Linked DNA regions of Homo sapiens: regions 1 and 2 are each linked to region 3. Evidence: chromatin loops called from intact Hi-C (ENCODE). Cell type or tissue: prostate gland. All regions are shown on one strand.

Region 1 (8,000 bases), 130 kb before region 3:
GCTGGATGTATTTTTTAAAATTTTTTGTTGTGGAACACAGAAAAATTAATGCTAAAATGGATACAGAAGAGTAAAGTCCCCCCAGAGAGCTAGGCCAACTGTGAAGAAGAGGAATATGGAGGAGGGGCTTATCCTACAAAATGTTAACCTTCTACAAAACCATCATCGTAAAATTGGTCTGCTTCTGGCTTGAGAACAGAGACCAGTGAACAGAACAGAGGCCTAGGAGACAGGCCTTTTTATAAATGAGGACTTGAAATATGTTTAACATGGCTTAAAAATCATGGGGAATGGTTAGATTATTTAGTAGATGGTATTGAGAAATTGGCTCACCATATGGAGAACAAAAACATCTATATTTCTTTTTTTTTTTGAGACGGAGTCTCGCTCTGTTGCCCAGGCTGGAGTGCAGTGCCACAATCTCGGTTCACTGCAAGCTCCGCCTCCTGGGTTCACACCATTCTCCTGCCTCAGCCTCCCGAGCAGCTGGGACTACAGGCGCCAGCCACCATGCCTGGCTAATTTTTTGTATTTTAGTAGAGATGGGGTTTCATCGTGTTAGCCAGGATGGTCTCGATCTCCTGACCTCGTGATCTGCCCGCCTCGGCCTCCTAAAGTGCTGGGATTATCGGTGTGAGCCACCACGCCCGGCCCAATAACATCTATATTTCTATAGTACACAAACGTGGACTCCAGATGCATAGGATATCCAGTATGAGAGGAAAGCTTATATGGTTAACAAAAGAAAATTTAGAAGAGTATTTTTACAACTTAGAGGTGGGGAGAAACTTTCTAAAGACCTAAAATTACCAAATATAAAGCAAAAAAAAAAAAAAAAAAAAGTGTTTGATGACACAAAAGTTGAGGATTTCTTTTTAATGAAAGATTGTAAAGATGAAGTTAAAAATTGAAAAATTGCAACACAATATCTGCAACATTTACAACTGACTAACAGCCAGTATAGGATATATGAGGGTAACCTGTAAGTTAACAAGAAAAGGATCAAAAAATCCATCAGAAATAGGGGCAAAGGGCTGGGTATGGCAGTTCATACCTGCAATCCTAGTACTTCGGGAGGCCAAGGTGGGAGGATTACTTAAGGCCAGGAGGTCAATATCAGCCTGAGCTACATGGTGAGATCCAGTCTCTACAAAAATAAAAATAAAAAGGTTAGCCGGGTGTAGTGGTGTGCACCTGTAGTCCAAGCTACTTGAGGAGGCTGAGGTTTGAGGATCGCTTGAGCCCAGAAGTTCAAGGCTACATTGAACTAGCATAACACCACACACTGCAGCCCGGGCAACAGAGCAAAACCCTATCAAAAAAAAAAAAAAAAAAGAAATAAAAAGAAAAAGGGCTGGGCATGGTGGCTCACGCCTGTACTCCCAGCATTTTGGGAGGCCGAGGTGGGCGGACCACCTGAGGTCAGGAGTTTGAGATCAGCCTGGCCAACATGGTGAAAGCCCGTCTCTACTAAAAATACAAAAATTAGCTGGGTGCGATGGTGTGTGCCTGTAGTCCCAGCTGCTCAAGAGGCTGAGGCAGGAGAACTGCTTGAACCCGGGAGGCAGAGGTTGCAGTGAGCCAAGATCGCGCCACTGCACTCCAGGCTGGGCAACAGAGCGAGACTGTGTCTCAAAAATAAAAATAAAAAAAGAAACAAACAAGCAAAAATAAACAGAGGCAAAGAATATGACAGGTAAATCACAGAGGTAAAAATCCAAATGGTTCACATAATAATACAAAGCTCAAAATCAGGGTAAAGCAAACCAAATCCAATGAGCTATAAGTTTATACTCATCAGATTGGTAAAAATGGGCAAGTTGGATAATGCCAAGTCTAAGATGTCAGAACACATGACTTTTCACGTCCAGCTCTTAGGATTGTAGAAGTGAAGCCAATCTAAAGAATAAGCTCACAAAAATTGAGCATCCATGTACATTAGAATCAGTAGTTCCCTTTCAGAATATCCCAAAGAATCCCCACTTGGGTCCTTGGGTCCAGAAGAGGGAATCTAAGAGGATTTCATGCAGCCAAGACCTGTGATTGCTGGGCCACAGAGGCAACCAGGGGGTCCTTAGCTGCAGAAATGGGAAAGTAAATTAAAGAGGTGCCCTTTATGGAATACCATGCGGCAGTTAGAAGCAATTATCTGGAATCACTGATTAGCAGAGTGTGAAGTTTTTTAAAAATGCAGTACTGGGTAAAAAAATAAGAAAAGGCAAAGCAATCAGGGTTGCTTGGAGAATTAAATGGCAATAAAACCCTTGATGTAGCAATTGGCTCAAATAAGACTTTAGATCCTATCCAGAGGTAGGTGGGGAATTCGAGGGGTCAGTCCACCCTGACAAAGGACTCAAGACCATAGAGGTGGAAGTGAAATTTGAAACGATTCGAAAGACACTTTGTGGACTACCTGCTAATAAATTTTCTTTCCTGCATCCTTTCTTTCTTACTTGGTAGTGGAATCTAGACTTTTACAAGAAAGAAAACTCAGAACATGAAACACTGCATCTCTGGCTGACAGTCTACCTGTCCTGGTGTTCCCTAGGAGATCTGAGAATTGCCCCAGCCAGGTGCTGCATTTGCTAAAGTTAATTCTAGGGAATTTGTTTATGTGGGTTCAGAATTCTTCACTGCCTCCCTTAACTCCCCCATATGTAGTCTGTGCTAAGTGACCATGGATGGAATTGTGCTGAAAGTTCTTTCACCGTGGTTAACAAAATCTACTAAGTAACACTTCATACAGGGTATGGAGGAACCAAATGTGATTGGATAGAATATTTTTTCCCTTTCTTCTTCTTACCATATATATACTTTTAGGAGTACCCATTATTGCTAGTGTCTGCTACCAAAATGTCGGTGACCAAAATGTAGAAATGAAGAAGGAAAAAGGACAGCTTGTCTAACATTCTTGCTCTGAAAATCCCAAGAGATGAGATTCCATCTCTAAGCAGGAGGCCAGGGAGTCCTTTCTTAGTGCAGGAGGCAGCAGGATATTTTTATTTTTACTGCATTCGCGATCCGGGGTCACAGAGAAGGGCAAGGAGCTGAATTCCAAGAATGGAATAGAATCTAGCTCTCTCCGAAGGAAATCCAGGGTTTGGAAAACTCCCAAGGAGCAATAATTCAACTGAACTAACCTGATGAACTGTTTTCAAATGAGTATGGAGAAATATAGTCAAACATTGAACAGCTTCCTAGAATTGAAGCAACCGGGCAAAGGTGCCTTTTATTAGACCTTTGCAGTACACCCAGAGAACCGGTTAGAGTGTCAGGCTCAGCTCCATCTGGAAGAGAGAAAGACTTGATTTTATTCCCCAGTAGAAGGTTCTCTAGAGCAGTGCATACGTTTTTCACTTCCTTATAATTATTTATTCAAAACTGAAATACCAGCAAATCAAAGTCTACTCAATGCATTGGGTACCTACTCTCTGCCCATCATCTGCTGGGGCTTTTCTCTATCTTATCTCATAGAATCCTCCCCAAATGCTTCAAGGAAAAGATGATCATTCCCCATTTTTCAGAAAAGGAAGTCTCTGAGAGGACAGACACATTTTGAAGGTCAGAGAGCTTTTAAAAAGCAGATCTGGATTCAAACCCAGACAGCTGAGTCCAAATCTGGAACTTTCTTCAGCTCATACTGCCATGACCACACCCCCGCTTCTAAGGGATGTCAGGCAGCCTAGAGGGTCCCATGACATTTAGAAATAAAGGGATAAATTGTCCTTTCCTCACCCATTTTCAAGCAAAAATGCTAGGGGAGCAGCTGTGTATTAAAAAGGAGTTGGGGCAGAAATAATGATCATAAAGATAGTGAACTTTCATTGAGTTATGGGTCAAACATTGTGTTAAATGTTCAGTATGAGCCACATTCCTATGAGCTGGCTCTATTACTGTTTCTATTCTTTTTTTTTTGTGGGGGGGAAATTAAGTTTCAAAGGTTAATTGATTATTTAAACTCAAACAACTAGTACTTCTTGGAATAGATCCTAAATTGGTCTGACTCTCAAACCAGTGTTTTAAAAATACTACTCTAAACTGCTTCCTTGGGATATGGCAATGTGAGTTCGGCGTGGCAGCTATCGTGGTGGTGTCATGGTGGTGGGAACAGCAGTGATGGTATTGTTTTCACTGCTCTTGGTGGTGGTGAAATTAATGATGATAAGTAACTGGTGAAGGTGGTTGTCCTCATAGTGGTGTGATGGTGTTGGTGGTGGTAGAAGTGGTGCTGGTGATGGTGGTGTGGGTGGTGATAATAGTGATAATGGTGGTAGTAATTGTTGTAGCAGTGATGGCAGTGTTGGTAATGGTAATGATAACTATGGTGGTGGTGGTGGTGTGGCAGCAGGGCCAGAAGTAGTGATGGTGGTGGTGGTGATGGTGGTGATGAGGGACATGGTGTTGGTGGGAGGTGTGAGGAGGGCATGGTGATGATGGTGCTGGTGGTGGTAATGGTGGAGGTGGGGGTGGGGTGATGACGGTGGAGGAGGTGATGGTGGGGAGGGGGTGGTGACGGTGATAGCAGTGGTGATGATGATGGTGATGGTAGTGGTGGTGGTGATTGTGGTGGTGATGGTGGGGAGGGGGTGGTGATGGTGATAGCAGTGGTGATGGTGACGGTGATAGTGGTGGTGGTGATTGTGGTGGCGATGGTGGGGAGGGGGTGGTGATGGTGACAGCAGTGGTGATGATGATGGTGATGGTGGTGGTGGTGGTGGTGGTGGTGGTGGTGATGGTGATGGTGGGAGAGGGATGATGATGATCATGATGGTGATGGTGCTGGTGGTAATGGTGGTGGTGGTGGTGGTGGTGGTGGACGCCATGGTAGGAGAGAGGGTGGCAACTGTTGAGGTAGTGGTGTGGTGGTGGTGGTGGTGGTGGTGAGGCTGGTGGTGGGGTGGTGGTGGAAATAGAAGCGTTGTTGCTGGTGGTGATGATGGTAATGGTTATGGTAGTGGTAGTGGTGGAGGTGGTGGTGATGGTGAGGATAGGGGTGGGGTGATGGTTACCATGACAGAAGTGATAAGAGTGATGAGGTGGTGATGATATTGATTATGGAGGTGGTAGCTATGGGATTCTTGACGGTGGTTAATTCACCCTCCCAGATGATATTTTCTTTTGAGAAATTCTGAAAAAAGAACACTTCCGTTTTCTCTGTGCCTTTAAAGGTCGATTCACTTGTTTTTTTCCATAGGTTTCAGGAAAGAGGCACTGGCCTTTACTTCTCCACCTCGATTCACTTCCATGCTGTTGACAAATGTTATAGTTGCCCAGGATCAGAGGGAGAGACTGACCCTGTGACCATTTCCCCAAAGGCGGCCTTTGGCCACTCCGTGCACTGGAGCACATGACCCTCTGCCTCGCCCCTGCCACATTAACCAGGTGACTGTCTGCCAAGGCCCAGCCCAGTCCAAAGGGAATTGGGATTCAGTGTCCCAAACAAGGCACTGATTAGCTGGTAATCAGGCAGCGATTAGCAGGTCGGGTCACCTGCAGTTCAGTGCCCATTGTTCCCAGCAAAGTCCTGGGATATTTGCCACACGGCTGGCCAGTCTGAATGTCTGAGGATTCCGATGCCTGCAGCTCTGCTGTGGAGATGTGTGATTAGGAACAAATCCTCTGTTCTCTAAGCCCATCCCCCCAAGGAGGCAGTGCAGTGTGAATAGTGAATCCCCTTCTCTATTCACACACAAAGGTTTGGGGAGAAGAATGGCCTGCTTAGGAGCTCAACAGTGACAGAGAGGTGAGGCCCCAAGGATGCACTGAAGAACTGAAAGCAAATTAGCACATTCCTCTTCCTGCACCATGATGACTGAGAGTGGAGGAACGGGCAAGCCCACATCCAGACTGGGATTCTACTGTGATCTTGAGATGTGACCTTGGACAAGATTTTTAACCTCTGAGCTTGTTTACCTTGATTTTGAGAGTTTAATAACACTTGCCTCTTCAGCCTTTGAAGTTCAGATTTAGAAAATGAACATAAAGCAGTTACTACAGTCTCTGTAGCGTGTGACCAATACATGCTATCACCGTTATCATCGGTCATAGTAATATCAATATTTAAAATATCATAATTATTTGAAATACTTTATTTAAAATATGCCTCTGTAACATCACTTCTAAATGAGAGATAGCCCCTTTGTAGGAGGCCATGATAAGGATGAGATGAGAATTCTTGTAAAGCTTTCATCACAGGGCCTAGCAAGTAATTAGCACTTAATAAATCATAGTAACAATGGTGATCACCATCATTATTGTTTGTACAAAGTTGAATGGAAAAGACTATTTTGTAGCACTTTTCACTGTATTGTAGCATGTGATCATGAAAATTTAGACAAAGCATAATTTTTCGAGCTAAAAGGAGATTAATGAAATTATTCATGGCACATTCACACCATTGGACACTGTTCAGCTTTATAGTCTATGTGCCCTTCCACCACCTGGAGATCTTGCTAAAATTCTCATTTGGTAAATCTGGGGTCAGCCCAAGATTACGCATTTCCAGTGGATTCTCAAGTGATTCCAGGGCTACCTGTCCATGGACTCCACTTTGAGTAAACAGGATGTACACTTTTACAATAAAAAATGTGTATATGCATTTATACAGAAATATAGAAAAATATTCCTAGGCTATACTCAAGATGGGGGACAGTGTTTTTCACCCCCTTCGCTAAACTGTACTATCTTTCCCAGAAATTTAATAACAAACATGTAAAAACATTTAAAAATGCAATAAATTTTATTGATGCAAGTTCTTCCCTTCTCTAAAAGTTTGTCACACAGCCAGGTTTTCCAGCACATTCTTTGCCAGGTCTGCATGCCTGATGCCATGATTTTCTTCTAGAGCCACACTAGGCCTTTTCAGCATCCTAACCACAAGGAAATCACATTAATGCGTGCTCATTCTGGAGGCTTCAACTCTCCAAGGAGCAGGTGGGCCCCAGCTCAGATATAGCTGCTGGCCAGAGTTCAGGACCCAGAGGCGTGCAGGCCAGCCAGGTGCAAGATAGACAGTTATTAACTCAGAGAAGCCCAGAGAGTTTCTAAAATCTGATTCTGGCTGCACTTGGAAAGGGCGTTCCAGTTAACATGGCGGGGTGCTTTCTGCAGTTTAAAGGAGCTCAAGGAAGTTCCTTGTACAAAAGAGATGGCTCCACTAGCCCTTCCTCCAAAGGGTGGCCTCAGAGAGGACCCTTGTGATCTAAGGGTAGGTGGGTTTAAGGTTTTTCTTCCTTTTAACTCCTCTAAACGGAGACTGGGATACTTACTTGGGTACTTGAGCCACGTATTTATCTTATTCTCATCAGACTGTTTCTGTCACTGAGAGGTTGAAAGAGGTCTGAATGAGCATCCAGAGACAGAATTAGATAGATAGAACCTCAGTTGAATTTTGACCTTGCCATTTAATAGCTAAACTGCCTTAGGTCTAAGCAGTGACTCTGTTTCCTCCTATGGAAAATGGAAGTAGCAATGCTCTGGTCTCTCCAGGATTCAAACTTATGGAGCTAAAGATTCTAGTTTCCAGTTAGGTAAAAGCAGGCTTGCAAATGCCAATACTAATAATTATTATTTTTATTCAGTGTTCACCATCCTTTGCACCTTAACATACACCTTGTACCTGCCTAGATAAGCCCCCACGCGCTGCCCACCTGAGATCCCTGGTATGGGGTCTCCATCACCCCATCCCTCTGTGTATCAGGCAGTGGGTAGAGGAAAACAGATACATACAAAAACTGGGCAGTGGGAGGAGAGTTTACTAAAGGGATATTTAACTGAGGTGAGGGCGGGACTTGAGGAATAAATAACATACAGTGGCATGGATAGGGGTTGAGGAGGTACATTCCCCCCCAAGCTTCTGGCTTTCAGTAGAGAGAACAGCCAACTTGTCAAGAAGGGGGATGCCAAGGAATAAATAGCCTGACTCCTGTCTTCCCACACTCCTGTGACCTCCTCATGCTTTTGCCAAGATCTTGGCTTGGTTTCTCCTCTGATTGATTTCA
Region 2 (8,000 bases), 790 kb before region 3:
GTCATGCATTTTATAGCCCATGTCCCTCTCCAGTGAGGCTTTTGGCCACTGGCCGTTAATTGGTAAGGTTCTTGAAAACTGAAGTGATGGTATCAGCATGGATGCCCGTGCTTTCTGATGCCACTGAAGATGGATAGAAGCTTCAAGTTATGCTTTGTGCAGACTGAATTTTTCCAATTTGTGCTTAGTAGCATCTTATTATATTAGACCAGCACTGACTGGTGATGAATAGCAAGATTGCTCCCTTCTAAGGGCTTGGCAAACCAAGAAGAATGCAGTGACATATGTCTTATGTCTTCAAAAGCAACTGGACACTTGAAGAGTATTTTCTAGTCTCATTTTGTAAACCCAATTACGAGCGGAGCTACAATTTTTATCTTTGTTTAATGTAACCAATGAGGCCATTGTCACTGTATGGAGAATAGCTTTAGTCCATATTCTCTGTTTTTTAAGACTCTCAGTCTCCTTGCAGGTGCCTTTGGAGAGTTAGGTGTTTGCTGTGATTTGAGGGATAGTGGCCAATAATTTTATTGAAATGAATATTGGTTAATTAAAGCTTATTGTATGCCATGGGCCATTCTAAGAACTTCCATCCACCCAAAAGCACTATGAAATAGATGTTGTTATTTCACTGATGGAAAAACAAGCACAGAGAGGCTAAGGAATATGCTGAAGCTTGCACAGCTAGTAAATGGCAGAACATTCAGACTGGAATTCAGACTTATACACTCACATTCATACCACACAGCCTCTCGAAGGGACGTGCCCCTTGAACGCAAGAGAGGTACATTGGGTGGCCATGGTGCTCACAGTCTCTCAATCCTTTATGTTGAGGGAGAAATGATAACCAGATCTCATTTTGTGTGCCAACCCGAAAGCCTGACTTGACTGCCTAAAATGTTAGGAAGGACTCTAAAGCCCTATCTGGATTCCAAATTTATGGTTGGTGCAGACTGGATTTTTACAATTTGTGCTTAGTAGTATCTTATTATATTAGCCCGGCACTGACTGGTGATGAATTACAAGATTACTCCCGTCTAAGGGCTTGGCAAACCAAGAAGAATGCAGTTCCACGATCCACTTGGAATGTGTGCAGTGAGTGTGGGAGGACTGGTATAAGTAGCAAAGCACTTGGCACTCTGGGTGTAAAGCATTCAGATCTCTTGCAAAATGCAAATTTTACCTGCGGGGATACCCATTCAACAATTAGAAGCTGCTGATTTCTGGACGAGAGTTAGTTTATTTAGAAAGTAACACTCAGAGACACTGGGACAGAGAACAGATCCATTTTAAGGCTGTGTGAGCACTGATCCATGACAGTATTGGTTCAGGGGCAAAGAATGGGAGGAAAGAAAAAGACAAGTTATAGCTGCACTGAAAACAAACTGGGCATGTCCTAATTTTGCTCAGGGCTACTTCTCTTAGAGTCGTTAAGGTTTTGAGCATATTAACAGCAATACTGATCATAGCTAATATGCCTCTATGTCAGGCTCTGTACTGGGTTCTTTGAGTATACTCACCACCTCCTGACAAGGTTTTGGCAGCCTTACTTGGTAGACACTATGATTCCCATTACATACATGGAATGTACAGTAACTGAGGATCACTGTGATATTGGGAAAGTGGGACTTCAGACGCTAGCCTCCCCTTGTAGTGCCTGCATTCTTTTCACAGCCCCTCCCCACCTTAGAATCATTTTCTTCAAGGGAGAGTATGGTTTGTGATGCCCTTATCAGCAAAACTTCAGCTAGAAGATGCAAGGGTGAAATACACCTCCCCACCCCACGTGATCTCATAGCACAGAATGACTGGCCACCCCAGACTGAAGGTTAGGGAGACTGGGGGCCCCAGACTCAAGGTTGGGGAGACTGGGGAGAGGGAAAGCGAGGAAGAAGCGTAAGTGTATCTTACAGTTTAAAACCATAATGGGACATATCATTTTCTTAGTTCTCCATTTATTAATAAAATGCCCAATACCTTCTGGCATGTGCTTTGAACTGCTTTTAATTATCTTCAGTTGGATGGAGAAAAGGTAATGGGGACCTCATAATAGTCGTGGAGGGACAACTGGGATTTATTTCCATAGGGAAGGCAGAGACTGTTTGCCAGGGAACCAAGGCCTTTCAAAGTTGAGGACACTTCCCGGTGCCGTGCGGTGTAAATCACAGTGCAAACTATGCGATTATCCCCTGCAGAGGAATCGAGTGTGACTTTATGGGATTCTTCACCAAGCACTTAGGAATAATCTGATATAAAACAGCAGGGGTGGAGAGTAATGACAACTTCAAATTAGTTTAATGAATGTTTACATTTAAAAAAAAAAGGCTTTTCTGCAAACCTGAAAATAAGAAGTGACAGCTTCCTTTCCTATTTCCCTTGCAAGAGGTACCTCCTGGTTTTCAGCCTGAGGAGGAAGGTGGCTTTATTTAACTCCTTCAGCCCCGGAACATCACAGGGCCCTTCTTTGTGCATTCTGGGTTCTAACAGCCCCTTGAACAGTGCTTGAGAGTATTTCCATTATAAATGTCGAATCGGCATTGAAGGAACATCTGTTTTAAGTCAACTTAGACTCAATCCAGGAAAAAAAATAAATTTCTGGCTGTCCACCTGCTCAAAAGGTCAATTACCCACCCAAATCAGCCAGAGATGGCTGATGGGCTACAGATGCCGAGGATATTTTTAGCAGGATTTTGGCAGGTACCCTGCTTGTTGAATGCAGCAAAGAAGAGGGAGGTTGATAAACCATTATACTGTTTGAAAGTTGGTGCCGCGCCAAATCTCCCACCAAATCTGGATGGTGCTTTTGAGCTATTTCCCCACTTCTGCTGAAGAAGGATTCATTTCAGTAGAAGGAGTGGGATAGGAAATGTTCACATTGCTTGCAGTATGTGAAATAGACCTCGAGGTATTTTGGATAAAAAAGCAACATTCGTGTTTTAGATATGGTTACCCAGCCCAAGCCGCCTCTGCTCTTTATAGCCGTGTTTTTGAAGTGTTCTTATTTTTTGTTCCGAAATCGGAATATTTCCTGGCGTGCGTATCTTGGCCCCATCACATCACAACAGGCTGAATGCTGTCCACAGGTTGCCAGTCTGGATATGGAATATTAGTCAAAACGATATAAACTAACTTGGTCTCTGCTATAGGAGGGACAAAATAACTACAAAACAAAAGCAAGAAATAAAACAAAACCAAACAAAAGCCTGCAGTGTTTGGGCCCCTTTCAGGGATATCTGGAAAACCAAATGGAGAATTCCAGGAGCGGATTTGGAAACAAGGTTGGGTCTACTTTGGCCTTTAAGCCATCACTAGAAACACTGACTCTTGCGCGCTAGAGTGATGTTTTTCCTTCTCTTTTGGATTGACGTGCCAGCACCTCAAGAAACCTCTGTGAAAAATCCACAGGTCTTCAAGAACCAGAAGAAAACAGAATAAAAATAGCTCAAAATAAAAATGAAAATGAAAATAGAGCAAACATCCATTTCTGTGGGACCTAAAGAGTTGGGAAACCTAAACAACCAGATGATGATAGCTGTTGCTGCTCTTCCTGAAATCAATTTTAAAGTAGGAATTGTCAAAGATAATGAGACTAGTATGGAGCAAAAACTGGCAATTTTCAGTTAACCAGAATGTTGCATGAATTAGAACCCCAGATTTTCCTGGAGATGACTCTAGCCAGGCCATTTGAGGACAAGTTGCCAAATATTTGTATTTTAGAAGCCTCAGAAGTGTGCACAATTTTCTAGTTCTCAACAAGGCACTACAGCAACATGTCTAGTGTTTATGTAAATGATCTTTATAAATCCTCTAGCTGATAGAGAGTTTTCTTCCATCACAGGCAAAATGTGGGTTTAGATGCAATTTGTAATATTGTTGTACAAGAGTGGGGTCCTTTCACTGACATATACGAAGTGTTGTAATACAAGGCAAAGAAAATACAAACCCATCCTTAGTCATTTAGAAAGACAACCTGGTTGAGAATTTAAGATGATGGTTTAGGGCATAGCTTGTGGAATTCGATGGGTTGCACTGTAAGTTTCAGTTTCCTTATCTGTAAAAGTAGGAATAATATCTAGACCTAAAGGTTATTTTGAAGATTAAATGAGATAATGCGTGAAAAGTGCTGACTCAGCACCTGCAGAACCCATGCGTCGTCATCATCACGTTTGTTGAGGGATTTGAGGCGTGTCTAGGAACGCAGATGTGGAGACACCTGGAGCATCTTCAGGAGCTGTTTCTGCGGATTCTCATGTGGCTTATCAAGCACAGGAAATAGTTTTCCTGGAAAGACATGGAGCAAAGCAGTTATTTAGCCGTCCATCCGGCACTGCCAACCTCTTCGTGTTCCTGCAAGGATTAAATGAGAGATGGTGACAGTAGAGAGTCAGCCCTGAGGGAGGAGTGTACAATTCATGGGCTACTATTCCATGTGTGTGGGTCAGGAGACGCTTAAGGCATTCACAGCACTGGGTGTGAGGAAGGATGCAAATAAGCTTAACTTATTTATGAATTATCTGCCCTGGAATGGCATTCTAATGTTGTGTTGGAAGAGAGACAAGAATGTGCTGGGAGGATACTCAGTTTATAACGGACGTTCTGATGGCCAGTGCAAATGGCGCCAGGAATCTGTGTTTATAGAGATGGAGCATGGATGCCCCTGAGCACCTGTGTGTGTGCGAAGGGTGAATGGGTTGCTGGGAGTTCGTCGGTTGTTTAGGGAAGCACTTACGTGTATGCCTGTGTGTGTCTCTAGGACTCACTCTCCACTTCCCACCTTACTTATTATTAGTGTTCTTGTTTCTCTTCGCTATGGGGAAATGCAGATAAACCGTAAAAACTTGATAGAGTGAACAAAGGCTTCGGAAGCTTCCTTAGTTCTTATAATTGCTCAATGGGTTCTTCTTGCCTGCTGCACAGGTAAAACCCAGTTCACTGAGATGACATTATGGCAGGAAAGAAAGAGTTTAATTAACACAAGTCCAGCCAAGCAAAAGGACAGGAGTTTATTATTACCCAAATCAGCCTCCCCGAAAATTTGGAGGCTAGTGTTCTTCCAGGATAGTTTAGCAGGAAGGGAGCTAGGGAATGGAAAATGCTGATTGGTTGGGGATGAAATCATTGAAGTGTGGAAAATGGTCCTCGTGCACTGGGTCAGCCTCAGTTCCAGTTGAATCACAAGTCCCAGGCCTAGGTGGGGTCAGTGGGTCATCAAAATGCAAAAGTCTGAAAACCATTCCAAAAAAACCAGTCTTAGGTTCTACAATAGTGATGTTATCTACAGGAATAATTGGGGAAGTTCCAAATCTTGTGACCTCCTATGCCTACATCTTAGCTGAATTCAGACCCCTCTCCTAATCCTAACCTTGTGGCCTTTTAGGAGCTTTACAAAGGTGGTTTCATTTCGGGAAAGGCTGTTATCATTCTTGCTTTAAGATTAAAGTATAAACTAAATTCTTCCCAGTGTTACTTTGCCCTATGCCCAGGGATGAGTGAGGACTGCCAGCCCGTGGGGCTAGAAGCAAGATGGAGTCAGCTATGCTGTCATATTCCTCTTATGGTCACAATTTCACAAAGGTGGCTTCATTCTCATGACCATTGCTCCCAGGCATTGTTCTTGAATACCTTAGAAAGTTTCATTAGCTCATGTCTCTCCTCTTTGTACCACCTTCCAACATTTCCCTACTGCCTTGGACATTAAAGTCCAAATCCAGTCTGTTCATCATGATCTGTGGAGCCTTTGATAATCGCAGCCTCCAGCTTCTCCTTCACACCTGTCTCCTGTCTCCTGCTTTTTCTTTTTGTGCACTGCCCAAGAACCTTTTCATCTACTAATCTTTGAGTTTGCCGTCCTCTCTTCCTAAATCACTCCCCTCCCTCCACTGTTCCACGTGGGACGTTCCTTCCAGAGAGGCCTCCCTTAAGCCCACCTTCCATACCTCCTCTGGTTATCCTCAGTCATGAGGCCCTGCTTCCTCCCGCACACTGAGCACAGGCAGTACCTGCTTTACTCATGTACTTGTTTATTATCTGTGTCACCCAGTGGGACATAGTAGACTCCATCAGGGCTGGGAAGGAATCTGCCTTCGTCACCATTTTGACATCATTATCAAGTGCGCAATTAGGCTCACAGTTGAGCTCAACATAGGATCTGTGGAAGGAAAGAAGGACAGAAGGAAGGAAGGGGGAAGGGAAGAAGGGAGGAAGGGAGGGAAGGAAGGAGGGAATAATTTCCAGGAAGCCTCATTGGATTTCTTTCCCCCTTATTTCTGAAAGCTCACCTCTTTACAGCTGGCAAGGCCAGCAGAACTGAACAATAGAGCCGGATTAAGCAAGCATTCAGGTGCCCACTTAATTCAATCGGCGAATTTGCATTTCTCAGGCTCTGTGCCATGAGAGCCTGCCGCCTCAAGGGACCACCTGCCTTCTACCAGAAGGACTTTGCTCCTTGGAGAATTTCCCTCTGGCAATGGTCCAGGTCAAACGAGGTACCATACAAATGTGGCTTGTCACCATTTTCCAGTTTAACTTTCTCAAGCCTTGGCTGCCTCGATTTCATTCCAGACTACAGTAGCAGCTGAAAAGGTAGCTACCATTGCAGTCGAAGACACTGGCAGATGGGACTGGCTTGTTGGCAGAGATGGCAGAGATGGCAGAGATATGAACTATCTCTGAAAGGGCATTCTGCATGCCACAGTTAAGTGCTCTGTTGAAGGACGGCTCTGGAAGGGAGCATCCGCGAAATGAATAAGAAGGTGGTTATTAGTGAGGTCTCCCTGAAAGGAGCATAGCTGGATGCAATCCTTGGAGGCCCTGTCTAGGGCCTGTCTGGGGCTCCAGCTTTCATAGGGCCGGCCATCCCCTTTGCTCTGGGTGAGATCTGTCTTTGCTTCTGGTGATTCTGATATTCACTATCGAGAACGATTGCTTTAAAACACATCAGATCAAAGTTTTCTAAAATCAGAGTAAAAGCTAAAACCTTTGCAAGGTCCTGCATGACTTGAGTCCCTGTTCCTCCCTTGACATCAAAATGGCTGTTGTCTGCTCTCGCTCTCTCTCTTTCTCTCTCTCTGCTTCAGCTGTCCTGACCTCCTTGACCTTTCTTAAAAACTTTATGAAAACTCCACGTTTGGGCTTCCCTCCACCTGAGATGCTCTTCTCGGCTCCTGTGAGGGCTACCCCTTTACCCTTTATAGTGTCTGCCCGGACATCTCCTCACTAGAGACCTTCCCTGACCACTGCCACATGGAATAGTACTAATACTTCATGCTCATCCTCTGCCTGCCCTGGGTTTTTAATTTGTGCGTGTGGGTGGGGTGGGGGGCGGGGGGGGGCACTTATCACCACCTGCATATTATGCTTTTGTGCATTTCAGGTTGGTCTTTCCCGCAAGAAGGTAAACTCATCTGCAGCTGTATTCGCTGTGCCTATGGTAGTGCCTGGCAAATGCACAGAAGTGGGTATTACTGAGGACTTTGTGGTTCGAATGGAATGAGTGTGCTGCTGACAGTGTTGCGAGTCATCTGCAAATGAAAAGTCCTTCCTTCTCTTCCCTTCTGGAACCTTCCAAAGAGGCTAGCCTCCTGAGAGGGCGTCTCCTGGGAATGCCTGTGATCCAGGCAAGGCACCTAAATCAGCCAATAAATAATTAGTTTTGAGAAAAAAGCCTGCACAAAAGCAGAACTCACAGATTTTCTCATTGATCTTCCTGCCTTTGCCTTGGCCATGGTCAGTCTTTGGGGCTATTAGCTGCATGTACAAGTGCACAGGGGATGGGAGGGGGGCTCCGGAAGATCCCTAACCCATTGTGGACACACCATTTATGTTAGTGGAATCTGGTAAGAGTGATTGAGGAGAGAGCATTGGGTGAATGACCCTGTAATCCTTATAAAAATAGTAGCAACGGTAACTAATGATGTTTATGAACTGCCTAAGAATGCCATGACTGTGTCAAGCACTTCCCATAACTAGCTCATGTAAAGCCTGTAACCATCTTGGGGGTG
Region 3 (8,000 bases):
CATAAGCACAGCCTCCCAGGTAGCTGCTGTCTGTGGCCTCTGCAGCTTCTCTCTCTGTCAGAGCCTGGCCTTCTCTGGACCCTTCTCCCGGGACACTAGCACCTCTCCTCCCACGCTTCTGTGTCCACCCTCCCCCCTATATCCCTAGATCCTGGTGATGTAGAATTGTGAATGGATCTCAGTACACCACAGGAGTGTGCAGTGTGACCTGTGCATAGTCCAACTTCTCTGCTTCCTTCCCTGAAGGAAAAATAACAGCCGCAACAGCTCCCGTTGTAACCAGCACCTGGGTGTCAGGCTCTGAGCTGTGTACTTCACGTGCATTGTCTCATCTCATCCTCACCGCAACCCTCTAAAGTAGATTCCATTATTATTCCCATGTTGCAGTCATTTAATAACTATGTGTTAGGCAACCATTTAAGCCCTTTATATCATGTGAGTTTTCATTTGCTCATTTGGTCCTCACAGCATCTCTGTGGGATAAGTACTAGTCTCACTTCCATTTTACAACCAGGAAAACGGAGGTACAAATAAGTGAGTGTGTAATGGATCTGAGATTCAGACCTAGATCATCTGCTTCCAGAGTCAAAGCCCTTAATCACTGTGCATACTGTCTCCAGAATAAACAAAAGCAGATTCAGAGAGGTTAATCAACTTGCCCAAGATCACAAAGTCAAGATATGTTAGAAAGACTAGTAGGACCCAGGTCAGTCTGTCTAGAGCCTATTTATTTTCCCACAGTACTACTTGATGTGTGTGTGTGTGTGTGTGTGTGTGTGTGTGTGTGTGTGTAGTTCATCTCTTTCTTTATATATTTATTTTTTGAGATAGAAGTGACTTTAAAAACACATGTGCCTATCTACGATAATTTCATTAATCATAACTAAATAAAACAAACTGATAGGAACAATTCATGGTTGACTCTACAATATGTGGACTACTATAAGAACTGGAAATTAACTAATGTCCTTGATTGTCCTTAACAGATTTAATGAGGAAGGCTAATTACATGAAAATACTCTTATTTCCAGTTTTAGAAACTCGTCAAAGCAGGGAGGGCTTCCATTCTGATGAATAGATTGAAGCTCAGAAAATGTAAGGACCAAGGACCTGAACTAAGACAAGTCCTCACTGAGTTTCGTCTAACCCAGAGGCTGTGTTCTATAGGTTAGCTGATCCTGCCTATTGCGCGGATCCTGAAATATGAGACAAAGCTTCGAGCTAGGGTACAGAGGTGTCCGGGAGCAGGTAGCCCAGGCAGAAGAAAGAACAAATGATGACAGGTGGTATCACCTCTCAGCTGGCCCCAAATCCCTGTCTGGTAAGGTCTGGAAGCTTTCACAGTGCTGCATTCTTCACTGAGGCTCACAGGGCTTAATGTAATTGCAAAATATCCTAAAAAACAACATTTTATCATTTTCCTCCAGAGCTTCTCGCCTTGTAAATAGCGTGTTGGCACATGTTGAAGCCCAGCCACACAGCTCTGTCTCCGGCTTCTGCAAAGTGGCGTGAGGCCTGCTGTTGGTGTGCAGGGGAGTGCAGGCCAACCACGCCCCAGGAATGGGAAACCTCCTTTCGCTCCCAGGAGAGGCTGTGGCAGAGCCAGAGCTAGACTGTGCCTTTACAAGGCATTTGCTTCTTATGAACCTGCTCCAAAATCACTGATGAGCTCACAGAAGAGAAGCCATAAATCAGCAGGCTGGGGCTGGGTCCTTTGCTCACAGTAGGCAGAGGATGCAGTGTGGACCTCCCTCCAAAGGCCCTTTCACCACCAACTTATCCTGCCTTCCCACCTTCCCGCTGGTCCTGCAGCAGCCCAGCTCCCCAGCTCCTGGAGGCCTGGCGGCTGTCTGCCATTCACACGGTTGAGCTGCCCCAGACCTGCCCGTGTGGGCCCCACCTTGCCACTCCCACTTGTCTGCTCCCAGGACAGCAATTGTGCAAGAAGCCCCACACGTGAGCGGGCATCAGGGCGACAGCCAAAGAGCCTCTCTGTGGTGATGCTGGGGCGGAGAGGCTACCTGGCAGCCACTGGAGCGCAGTGACATGGGCATGAAACCTGAGCACCTAGCTCATCAGATGACAGAAAGCCTCGGGTGAGAAGAGACCTCCGTGGGATGCAGTGATGCCACATTAGAGGCCTGCTAGGTACCCAGAAGAGTCACTTTATGTGGATATAGACCCTGAGCACGACTGCACCCACTTGGTCAGCTGTCCAGGCCATGGTCCCTCTGAGGCAAGTCTCAACTTTTCTCCACGTGCCAAAAGAAAACCGTATCTGACAGCTGAAGAAATGGAAAGTGGTGTAGCTTTGACTGAAGCTTTCCTGGGGAAACGGAAGAGGGGGTTACATCAAACCCCACAGGGTTTCTGGAAGTCTCTTGTAAACATCCTTGACCCCACTCCTCCTACAGCTGCTGCTTCCTCCCTTTGGTGTACCCCAACCACCTCGTCTGCAGTCTCTCCTTTCACCTGGTTCTGTGTCCCTCTCAGCTGCCCCTCAAAAACCCTTCAACTTCCACATCTCACTCTGCAAAGCGAGAGTGGTGACGCTTGGCAACATAGAAGTCTAGTTAGCAAACTACAGATCAAAAGCAAGTCTGGGAAGCCTTATGCCACCCATTAATATAACCTTTGTTTTTTAACTTGTTAATTTAAAAAGTATTTTATGTTTTACTCAAACAAAAAGTGATAGACCCCCATATACTGGCCAATCTGATCTGACCGATGTTAACATTTTCCCCTGTCTTTTCTGTGGATGTACCATTCTTTTTTTTTTTTTTTCTTTTTTTTTTTTTGACACGGAGTCTCACTGTGTCACTCAGGCTGGAGTGCAGTGGCGCGATCTCGGCTCACTGCAAGCTCCGCCTCCTGGGTTCACGCCATTCTCCTGCCTCAGCCTCCCGAGTAGCTGGATATCCCATTCTTTCTCTCTCTCCCTGATCCTCTTCTCTTTCTCTCTCTAAAATATATTATATAGAAGGTAAAGCCCCAAAGACCATTTCTATTTTATTTTCTCCACGTCTAGAAACATCCCTTTCCATGTTTGGTGTCGTTTGGTCTGAATCCAGGATGGCACCGTGTTTATGAGCACAGACTTGGAAGCCAGCCTGGCTCTCAGCTCCAACTCTGTAACAACTAGCTGAGTAACCTGGAAGAAGTTGCTTAACTTTGCTCTGTCTCAGTCAAATAAAAAAGGGGATAGTAAATCAACTGTATGTGCAATCATCAAATGTTGATACATTTAAAGTGTCTGGAGCAGAGCCTGGAAAAAAATAAATGCTTAATATTTATTAACTGTTATTATGATCCATGAAAAATAAATAGAATGGCTATTTGGTGTGTTTTTAAGTTTCATCTAAATTATTTCATGGCATTACACCTACACACCTACACACCTACACACACACACACACACACACACACACACACTTTGCGACTTGCTCTTCTCACGCATTTACATTATGTTCAGGTCTCTCTATTTGGATGCATGTAATGCATTCATTTTTCTTGCCATAGAGTGGAATATTATTGTTGTTTTAATTTACATTTCCCTGATTACTTATTCTAAAATTTACTTGGAAAAGTAAAGAGCCCAAGCAATTTTAAAGAGGAGAAAGAAAGAAAGGAGACTTGCTCTATTATAATGATACTAAGACTTATACATTTAAGCAGTGCTGTCCAACAGAGCTTTCTACAATCATGGAGATGGTCTCTAGCTATGCTACTCTAATATGGTAGCCTTGGGTCACATGTGGCTACTGAGCACTTGAAATATAGCTAGACTGACTGAGGAAGTTAATTTTTACTTTAATTGAACTTAAATAGCTACATGTCATTGTGACCCATGTGGTGACCCATCACCAGACAGCACAGGTTTAGAGTATCAAAACATTGTGATGAAGTCGCAGAGACCAGCAGTAGACCACAGAAACAGCAGCGAGTCTAGAGACAGACCTCAGTGTTTGGTGTTAAGTCCTAGAAGGCATTGTAAGACAACAAGGAAAATGGTGGGAATATTTTTATCCAATGTTTGGGTTTTCTATTCTTTGAATTTCATTTGTCATTGAACTACTCCCTCTTCCTCCTCCCATTGTTTAGTGTGTCTTTTATTTATTAATATGTCAGAACGACTTGTATATTTGGATATAATATAAAAATTATATTTATCTTAGTTTGTGGATTTTTGTTTTATTTCTTCTAAAAAGAAAAGGGATACATGTGCAGAACATGCAGGTTTGTTACATAGTTATCCATGTGCCATGGTGGTTTGCTGCACCTATTGACCTGTCCTCTAAGTTCCCTCCCCTCATCCCCTACCTCCCAACAAGCTCCGGTGTGTGTTGTATCCCTGTCTGTTTCCATGTTCTCATTGTTCAACTCCCACTTATGAATGAGAACATGTGGTATTTGGTTTTCTTTCCATATGTTAGTTTGCTAAGGATGATGGTTTTCAGTTTCACCCACGTCCCTGCAAAGAACATGATCTCATTCCATTTTATGGCTGCATAGTATTCCATGGTGTACATGTACCACATTTTCTTTATCTAGTCTATCATTGATAGGCACTTGGGTTGGTTCCATGTCTTTGCTGTTGTAAATAGTGCTGCAATAATCATATGTGTACATGTGTCTTTATAGTAGTTGATTTATATTCCTTTGGTTTTGGGTCAAATGGTATTTCTGCTTCTATATCCTTGAGAAATCACCTTACTGTCTTCCACAATGGTTAAACTAATTTTCATTTCCACCAACAGTGTAAAAGCATTCCTCTTTCTCCACAGCCTCACCAGCATCTATTGTTTCCTGACTTTTTAATAATTACCATTCTGACTGGCTTGAGATGGTATCTCATTGTAGTTTTGATTTGCATTTCTCCTATGATGAGTGATGTTGAGTTTTTTTTCACATGTTTGTTGGCCACATAAATGTCTTCTTTGGAGAAGTGTCTGTTCATATCCTTTACCCACTTTTTGATGGGGTTGTTATTTTCTTGGAAATAATGTTGAAGTTACTTGTAAATTCTGGGTGTTAGACCTTTCTCAGATGGGTAGATGGCAAAAATTTTCTCCCATTTTGTAGGTTGCCTGTTTCACTCTGATGACAGTTTCTTTTGCTGTGCAGAAGGTTTTTAGTTTAATTAGATCCCATTTGTCATTTTTTTGCTTTTTTTTTTTTTGCAATTGCTTTTGGCATTTTTGTCATGAAGTCTTTGCCCATGCCTATGTCCTGAATGGTATTGCCTAGGTTTGTTCTAGCATTTTTATGGTTTTGGGTTTTACATTTAAGTCTTTAATTCATCTTAATTTTTATGCAAGGCATAAGGAAGGGGTCCAGTTTCAGTTTTCTGCATATGGCTAGCCAGTTTTCCAGCACCATTTACTTAATAAGAGATCCTTTCCCCATTGCTTATTTTTGTCAGGTTTGTGAAAGATCAGATGGTTGTAGATGTGTGTTGCTATTTCTGAGGTCTCTGTTCTGCTCCATTGGTCTATATGTCTGTTTTGGTACCAGTGCCATGCTGTTTTGGTTACTGTAGCCTTGTGGTATAGTTAGAAGTCAGGTAGCATGATGCCTCCAGCTTTGTCGTTTTTGCTTAGGATTCTCTTGGCTATACGGGGTCTTCTTTGATTCCATATGAAATTTAAAATAGTTTATTCTAATTCTGTGAAGAATGTCAATGGTAGTTTGATAGAAACAGCATTGAATCTTTACTTTGGGCAGTATGGCCATTTTCACAACACTGATTCTATCTATACATTAGGATGGAATGTTTCTCCATTTGTTTGTGTCCTCTCTTATTTCCTTGGGTGGTGGTTTGTAGTTCTCCTTGAAGAGGTTCTTCACATTCATTCTTAGCTGTATTCCTAGGTATTTTATTCTCTTTGTAGCAATTGTGAATGGGAGCTCATTCATGATTTGGCTCTCTGCTTGCCTATTGTTGGTGTAAAGGAATGCTTGTGATTTTTGCACACTGATTTTGTATCCTGAGACTTTGCTGAAGTTGCTTATCAGTCCAAGAAGTTTTTGGGCTGAGATGATGGGGTTTTCTAAACATAAAATCATGTCATCTGCAAACAGAGACAACTTAACTTCCTCTCTTCCTATTTGAATACGCTTTATTTCTTTCTCTTGCCTCATTGTACTGGCCAGAACCCCCAATACTATGTTGAATAGGAGTAATGAGAGAGGGGATCCTTGCCTTGTACTGGTTTTCAAAGGGAATGCTTCCAGCTTTTGCCCATTCAATATGATATTGGCTATGTGTTTGTCATAAATAGCTTTTATTATTTTGAGATATGTTCCATCAATACCTAGTTTATCAAGAGTTTTTAACATGAAGGGATGTTGAATTTTATCAAAGGCCCTTTCTGCATGTATTGAGATAATCATGTGGTTTTTGTCTTTGGTTCTGTTTATGTGCTGGATTACGTTTATTGATTTGCGTATGTTGAACGAGCCTTGCATCCCAGGGATGAAGTTGACTTGATCATGGTGAATGAGCTTTTTGATGTGCTGCTGGATTTGGTTTGCCAGTATTTTATAGAGGATTTTCACATTGTTATTCATCAGGGATATTGGCCTAAAGTTTTCTTTTTCTGTTGTGTCTCCTCCTGGTTTTGGTATCAGGATGAGGCTGGCTTCATAAAATCAGTTAGGGAGGATTCCCTCCTTTTCAATTATTTGGAATAGTTTCAGAAGGAATGGTATCAGCTTCTCTTTGTATTTCTGGTAGAATTCAGTTGTGAATCCATCTGGTCCCGGGCTTTTTTTTGGTTGGTAGGCTATTAATTACTACTTCAATTTCAGAGCTTTTTATTGGTCTATTCAGGGATTTGACTTCTTCCTGGTTTAGTCTTGGTACAGTGTATGCATCCAGGTATTTATCCATTTCTTCTAGATTCTCTAGTTTATTTGTATAGTGGTGTTTACAGTATTCTCTGATGGTAGTTTGCATTTCTGTGGGGTTAGTGGTAATATACCCTTTATCACTTTTTATTGCGTCTGTTTGATTCTTCTCTCTTCTTTATTAGTCCTGCTAACATTCTGACTATTTTATTAGTTTTTCCAAAAAACCAGTTCCTGGATTCATTGATTTTTTTGGAGGGTTTTCCATGTCTTTGTCTCCTTCAATTCTTCTCTGATCTTAGTTATTTCTTGTCTTCTGCTAGGTTTTGGATTAGTTTGCTCTCAGCTCTCTAGCTCTTTTAATTGTGATGTTAGAGTGTCTATTTGAGATCTTTCTAGCTTTCTGATGTGGGCAGTTAGTGCTATAAATTTCCCTCTTGACACTGCTTTAGCCATCTACCAGAGACTCTGTCCCAGAAATGCTGTCTCTTTGTTTTCATTGATTTCAAAGAACTTCTTGATTTCTGCCTTAATTTCACTATTTAACTAGGAGTCATTCAGGAGCAGGTCGCTCAATTTCCATGACATTGTGCGCTTTTGAGTGAGTTTCTTAATCCCGAGTTCTAATTTGATTGCACTGTGGTCTGAGAGACTGTTTTTATTTTTTCCGTTCTTTTGCATCTGCTGAGGACTGTTTCACTTCTAATTATGTGGCCTATTTTAGAATAAGTGCCATGTGGCACTGAGAATAATGTATATTCTGTTGATTTGGGGTAGAGAGTTCTGTAGACATCTACTAGGTCCACTTGATCCAGAGCTGAGTTAAAATACTGGATAGCCTTGTTAATTTTCTGTGTCATTAATCTGTCTAATACTGACAGTGAGATGTTAAAGTCTCTCACTATTATTGTGTGAGAGCCTAAGTCTCTTTGTAGGTCTCTAAGAACTTATTTTATGAATCTGGGTGCTCCTGTATTGGGTGCATGTATGTTTAGAATAGTTAGCGCTTCTTGTTGAATTGTTCCCTTTACCATTATATAATGACCTTCTTTGTCTTTTCTGATCTTTGTTGGTTTAAAGTCTATTTTGTCAGAGACTAGGATTGCAACCTATGCCTTTCTTTTTTTTTTTTTTTTTTTTTTTTTTTTTTT

What was found. Hi-C counts contacts between places; a loop is a spot of excess contacts. Peaks named below come from ENCODE experiments on the same cell type or tissue, not always from the same donor. Only the 100,000 strongest peaks of a DNase experiment are listed, where the experiment ranks them.
Region 1: it touches region 3 in a loop (2.0-fold over the local background); 1 of 110 quality-filtered maps calls a loop at or near these places.
Region 2: it touches region 3 in a loop (2.8-fold over the local background); 1 of 110 quality-filtered maps calls a loop at or near these places.

The regions. Positions count from the first base shown.
Region 1 is chr16:79,718,335-79,726,334 of GRCh38, forward strand. It overlaps MAFTRR (MAF transcriptional regulator RNA), which reads right to left. Exons shown (of 6, transcript NR_104663.1): 6 at 2,978-3,287. LOC105371356 (a long non-coding RNA gene) reads left to right here. Exons shown (of 5, transcript XR_001752268.2): 5 at 5,195-6,751. Among named protein-coding and RNA genes, the nearest start is that of LINC01229, 48 kb to the right of the region's middle. In prostate gland, no CTCF peak of the experiment used is centred here; a DNase peak (open chromatin) is centred at 3,167; H3K27ac peaks cover 1,546 bases.
Region 2 is chr16:79,060,316-79,068,315 of GRCh38, forward strand. The region is part of intron 8 of WWOX (WW domain containing oxidoreductase); the gene reads left to right. Among named protein-coding and RNA genes, the nearest start is that of MAF, 540 kb to the right of the region's middle. In prostate gland, no CTCF peak of the experiment used is centred here; no DNase peak of the experiment used is centred here.
Region 3 is chr16:79,847,409-79,855,408 of GRCh38, forward strand. No RefSeq gene overlaps it. Among named protein-coding and RNA genes, the nearest start is that of LINC01228, 24 kb to the left of the region's middle. In prostate gland, no CTCF peak of the experiment used is centred here; DNase peaks (open chromatin) are centred at 1,563, 1,953, 3,103 and 3,401; H3K27ac peaks cover 2,739 bases.